Regions from separate parts of the Homo sapiens genome. Here region 2 is linked to region 1. A link is an interaction called in ENCODE POLR2A ChIA-PET data of the cell type or tissue named here. Cell type or tissue: CD4-positive, alpha-beta T cell. All regions are shown on one strand. Links, peaks and the distances in the headings refer to the core of each region. The heading gives the core; the rest is flanking DNA.

The links. ChIA-PET counts read pairs that join two places held together with the same protein. Peaks named below come from ENCODE experiments on the same cell type or tissue, not always from the same donor. Only the 100,000 strongest peaks of a DNase experiment are listed, where the experiment ranks them.
Region 2: POLR2A ChIA-PET joins it to region 1 with 7 read pairs; 7 of 35 experiments call an interaction of 5 or more read pairs at or near these places.

What each region holds. Positions count from the first base shown.
Region 1 is chr2:95,022,114-95,025,023 of GRCh38, forward strand. MAL-AS1 (MAL antisense RNA 1) reads right to left here. Exons shown (of 8, transcript XR_007087136.1): 3 at 2,082-2,144; 4 at 1,104-1,230. Among named protein-coding and RNA genes, the nearest start is that of MAL, 2.1 kb to the right of the region's middle. RefSeq lists an enhancer at 1-472. In CD4-positive, alpha-beta T cell, for the core only: CTCF peaks have their summits at 362, 567 and 1,209 (motif pointing right); DNase peaks (open chromatin) are centred at 368 and 1,238; H3K4me3 peaks cover 1,451 bases; H3K27ac peaks cover 735 bases.
Region 2 is chr2:95,137,734-95,140,643 of GRCh38, forward strand. It overlaps a transcript of ZNF514 not described here. Among named protein-coding and RNA genes, the nearest start is that of MRPS5, 17 kb to the left of the region's middle. In CD4-positive, alpha-beta T cell, for the core only: no CTCF peak of the experiment used is centred there; no DNase peak of the experiment used is centred there.

The sequences.
Region 1 (2,910 bases), core at 197-2,696:
GGAAAAGAGCACATGCGGATCATTGTCCCTGGAGGCAGTGGGCACACGGAGCCCATGGCCCATCAAAGGACAGTGCCCTGGTGAGCAGCCACCACTTCAGATTTTCCAGTTTGTGGATTTTGTGCAGTAGACACAGAGCCTGCCTGCTGGAATCAAGAGGCCTAGTCACCAGCCATGTGGCCTGCGCACATTACCTCCCATTCCTAGCCTGTATGTTGGGTGACACCCACCAGCAAGCCTCTGTGGGATTAAATGAAGCCATGCAGGCAAAGTGCCTGTGGCAGTGCTGGGACTCAGCAAGCCCTCAGTAACAGGTTCCCCTCCTGCGCTGACGCCATGGCAGCTGTGGCTGCCATTCCCCCATCCGCCAGCAGGTGCCCTCACTGCTTCATGCCTTCTATGGAACCCAGGGCTGTGGGTGACTGTGTCTGTGAGAAAAATAAAATCCCTAGGGGGAAGTGCGCGTTCAGGGTAGCTCTCTGAACTCATGTCGGCACCCGGCCTCGCCATCCATAAATGGGGATGATGACCCCCACTTCCTTGTGTTCCCAGAGGTGAAGGTCCCAAGCCCTGTCCACCAGGGCAGGTGCCTGGGGCCACACCTGAGATGACCATGAAGACTGGATTTGGGAGGCTGCCGATGTCTGCATGGAGCTGGCATTTGACTGGCAATTGCCCATCTTGAGCAGGGTTTTCATCGAGGGCTCGGAGCTTTAGAGGTGCAGCGTCACTCAGGTTCAAGGTGCTCAGCAACTCTGTGCCCTTGGGCAGCTACTTAACACTTCTGAGCCTCTGTTAGCTCATCAGTAAAATGGGAGTCATCTTACCTACCTCAAAAACCAATGCACCTACTGTTACGGATGGGCAACTCCTGCCCATTAATCTTTCCCTGAACACGTCCCTCTCCCCACAATCTCCTCCCTCCCCCTGAACACACACAAACTGGAGGTGGTAACCTCTTCCTTCCCCAGGCTGGCTCTGCAATGGCAACTTTCCAATTCCTACTTTGTGGAAACCCACCCAAGGCCACGTTATTAATATTTGACAGAAGCCCCAGACCCACCCTCTTATTCACACCCACTGGGAAGACCAAGGATACTCACTGAGTTATTATTGGCTGAAATTATTTTTTCATATCCTGCTGGAAACCAAAATATGGTCCTGGGCTTCTGATAAGTATCAACCACCTCATTCACCAGCAGGTGGCCCAGAGCACCTGCAGAAGCTGTGCTGGGGAATGAAGACAGGCCCATCTTTACTTACCAATGCCTCTCTCTTACCAATGTCTCTCTCTCTCACCAATGCCTCTGTTTTACAAATGCCTCCTCTCACCAACGCCTCTCTCTCTCTCTCTCACACACCAGTGCCTCTCTCTCACCAGTGCCTCTCTCTGTCTCACCAACGCCTCTCTCTCACCAATGCCTCTCTATTTACCAATGTCTCTCTATTACCAGTGCCTCACTCCTCACCAGTGCTTCTTACATCCAAACAGGGCACTTCCATGTCCTCCTCTGGTGGTCAAGCACAGACAAAGCTGGAGTCATCCACCATTGGCTAAGGTTTAATGAGCACTCACCAGAGGCTGGGCTCTGCTTGGGTGCTGAGCATATGCTAGGGTGGGGAAGGAGAGGGGCAGATGGGGGTGGCTGGAGGATGCCCTGCCGAGGGTAGAGTCTGGTCAGGAAGATGAACGTCGAGCGGAGAACTCCAGGTGGGAGGAGGGGGTCACAGAGATAGGGACAAACCCCCTTGACCCTGGCCGGGCTGCCTTCCTCATCCTCTGAAGCCTCTTTCAGAGATTGCTGCCCCTCTGCCTTATCAAAGGAGGGCTGGGACTGCTGAGCTCCACTGAGTTGCCCCTGGGAGCGAGCTTTCCCCAAAGGCTCAGGCCCAAGTAGGAATGAGTTAGCAACAAAGGCTTGAAATAAGTAGGAAATCACCAAACCAAACCACAAACAAAAGCCCTCCAGGCCAGGTAAGGACATTATTAGGAGTTGATAGGATCTTCTTGTTCTTAATTAGTATGTGCTGATAGGAAATCTCCAAGCAGCTTTCGCTGGACTGCCTGAGGGTCATCTCACCTCTCTTCAGGCTGCGGCTTCCTGTGGCCACCTTGCTTTAAGGCTTGTTCCCAGGACGGTCTCCTGGGGAGGAAGAAGATGTCCTCTCAGAGGCCAGCAGGTCCAACTAACGAGCTATGAGATGCCCAAGGTGGATGAGGACCTGGGCTCCTAAAGTCCCACAGCCCATTGTGTCCAGAGAGATGCTGCCCTGGGGACCCGACACAATGGCACCTTGGTTGCAGCCGTCCGGGCTGGCAGCTCACAGAGGCACAGTGGGGTTTTCTCATTTCAAATGCCTGGCCCCTTTCCAGAGGCACTTAGAATGGCCAGCTGATGGGCGTGCTACTTTTGCTTTGGAAAATGCGTCCACGAATATACTTCTCTCCCTAGGGACTGGGAAGGAGGAAGAATTGTGCAGCAGGGAGAGGTGAAGGCCCCACTGGAGAGAAGGGGAGCCCCTTGTCCTGCCTGCAGCAGCTGCCAATGGAAAGAAAGAAGAGTTGGGAGTCTAAGCTGGAGGTTGCGGGGCCAATTCCCTTTTGGCAGGCGAGAATCCGGACTCGGGCGGATTTCAGGCTTCAGTGTTTGTAGGAGGAAACACAGCAATCACACTATTAATAGTAAATTAAAATAAATGGGCAACTGCTGCATGGTAATACTTTTTTTTTTAAGGCAAAAAATAAAAAATAGTGAAACAGAGAAACAAAACATGAAACACCGGCAGTCAACAGGCAGGCAAAGAACCTGGGGGTGGGGGTAGCAGCGGTCCCACCCTCAAAAGGCCCGGGCTGCCCAGACCAAGAGAAAGCGATGAATCTCTTCTGGTAACGTCCCTTCCTGTCGCATG
Region 2 (2,910 bases), core at 171-2,670, 120 kb after region 1:
GTTTCCAACCTGGAACATCCAAACTTTTATAGCAAGTGATCAAGGCACATACACTTTAGGGGAACTGATAAATTAATAGTTTGGATATTTGTCCCCACCCAAATCTTATGTTGAAATGTAATCACTAATGTTGAGGTTGGGGCCTAGTGGGAGGTGACTGGATCATGGGTGTGGAGTTCTCATGAATGGAGTGCATTCTCATGAGATCTGGTCATTTAGGAGATACCTGCCCCCATCAACTCTTTCTCACTCCTGTTTTCACCATGTGATGTGGCTACTCACCCTTCACCTTCCACCATGATTGTAGCTTCCTGAGCCCATACCCAGAAGCTGAGCAGGTGTCAGCACTATGCTTCCTGTAAAGCCTGCAGAACTATGAACCAGTTGAACCTCTTTTCCTTACAAATTACTCAGTCTCAAGTATTTCTTTATAGCAATGCAAGAACGGCCTAATATAGAAAATTGGTATCCAGCAGTGGGACATTGCTATAAAGATAACTGAAAATGCAGAAGCAGCTTTGTAACTGGGTAACAGCGAGAGGGTGGAAGAGTTTGGAGGGCTCAGAGGCAGACAAGATGATGAGGGAAAGTTTGGAACTTCTTAAAGACTAGTTAAGTACTTGTGACCAAAATGCTTATAGTGATATGGACAGTGAAGTCCATGCTGCCAAGGTATCAGATAGAAATGAGAAACATATTGAGAACCAAAGCAAAGGTCACCCATTATGCCTTAGCAAAGAACTTGGCTGTATTATATCCATGCCCTAGGGATCTGTGGAAGTTTAAATTTCAGAGTGATGATTTAAGGTGTCTGCCAGAAGAAACTTCTAAGCAGCAAAGCATTCAAGATGTGGCCTGGTTGCTTCTAATAACCTACGCTCAGATGTGGAAGCAAATACATGACTTAAAGTTGGAATTTGTATTTCAAAGGGAAGTAGAGTGTAAAAGTTTGGGACATTTGCAGCCTGACCTTGTGGCAGAGAAAGAAAAAGCTTTACTGGGAGAGGAATTCAAGCAGGATGTGGAGCAACTACTTGCTAGAGATATTTGCATAACTAAAAAGGATCCAAGTGCTAATAGCCAAGACAATGGGAAAAAAGCCTCTAAGGCATTTCAGAGACCATTGTGGCAGCCCCTCCTGTCACAGGCCCTGAGGCCTAGGAGGACTGAATGGTTTTATGGGCCAGGCCCATGGCCATGCTGCCCTGCACAGCCTCAGGACAGTGCTGCCTATATCTGCTGCTTTAGCTCCAGCTGGGGTTCAAAGGGGCTCAGGTACAGCTCAAGCTGCCACTTTGGAGAATGCAAGCAGTAAGTTTTGGTAGCTTTCACGTGGTATTAAACCTGTTGGTGTGCAGAGTGCAAGAGTGAAGAATGCTTGTCAGCCTCCATCTAGATTTCAGAGTCTGTATGAGAAAGACTCAGTGCCCAGGCAGAAGCCTGCTGTGGGGGTGGAGCCCTCACAGAGAACCTCAACTAGGTCAGTGTCAAGGGGAAATGTGGGGTTGGAGCCCCCACACAGTGTCCCCAATGGGGCACTGCCTAGTGGAGCTGTGGGAAGGGGGCTATTGCCCTCCAGATTCCAGAATGGTAGAGCCACCAGCAGCTTGCAATCTCAGCATGGAAAAGCCACAGAGGTGGAGCTGCCCAAGGCCTGGGAGCCCACCCCTTGCAGCAGTGTGCCCTGGATGCAGGATATGGAGTCAAAGGAGGTTATTTTGGAGCTTTGAGATTTAATTACTGCCCTGCTGCATTTCAGAGTTGCATGGGGACTGTAGCCCCTTTCTTTTGGCCATTTTCTCCCATTTGGAATAGGAATATTTACCCAATGCCTATACACCCCTTGTATCTTGAAAGTAAATAACTTGATTTTTTTTATTTTTTAGGCTCATAAGTGAAAGCACTTGCCTTGTCTCAAATGAAACTTGAGACTTCAGACTTTTGAGTTAACTCTGGAATGAGTTAAGACTTTGGAAAACTATTGGGAAGGCATGAATGTATTTTGCAATTTGAGAAGGACATGAGATTTGGAGGGGGCCAAGGACAGAATGAAATGGCTTAGATATTTGTCCCCACTGAAATCTCATGTTGAAATGTAATACCAATGTTGAGGGTGGGGCCTGGTGGGAGGTGATTTGTTCATGGTGGTGGAGTTCTCATGAATGGAAAAAGTGCTTACAAGATCTGGTCATTTAAAAGTATGTTGGGGAGGCAGCCATAAAAAAGGATGAGTTCATGTCATTTGCAGGGACATGGATGAAGATGGAAACCATCATTCTCACAAACTATCACAAGGACAGAAAACCAAACACCACACGTTCTCACTCATAGGTGGGAATTGAACAGTGAGAACACTTGGACACAGGGAGGGGAAAATCACACACCGGGGCCTGTCAGTGGGTGAGGGGAGCTGAGGGTGGGGATAGCATTAGGAGAAATACCTAATGTAAATGACGAGTTGATGGGTGCAGCAAACCAACATGGCACATGGATACCTATGTAACAAACCTGTACACCGTGCACATGTACCACAGAACTTAAAGTATAATAATAATAAAACTCCAGAAAAAATTTTTTAACATTTTTTTAAAAAGTATGTTGGGGAGCCAGGCACCATGGCTCACGCCTGTAATCCCAGCACTTTGGGAGGCTGAGGTGGACAGATCACTTGAGGTCAGGAGTTTGAGACCAGCCTGGCCAACATGGTGAAACCCCATCTCTATTAAAAATGCAAAAATTAGCCAGGTGTGGTGGCATTTGCCTGTAATCCCAGGGAGGCTGAGGCAGGAGAATCACTTGAACCCAGGAGGCAGAGGTTGCAGTAAGCCGAGACTGCACCACTGCACTCCAACCCGGTTGACGGAGCAAGACTTCATCTTGAAAAAATATATATATATATATGTTGGGATG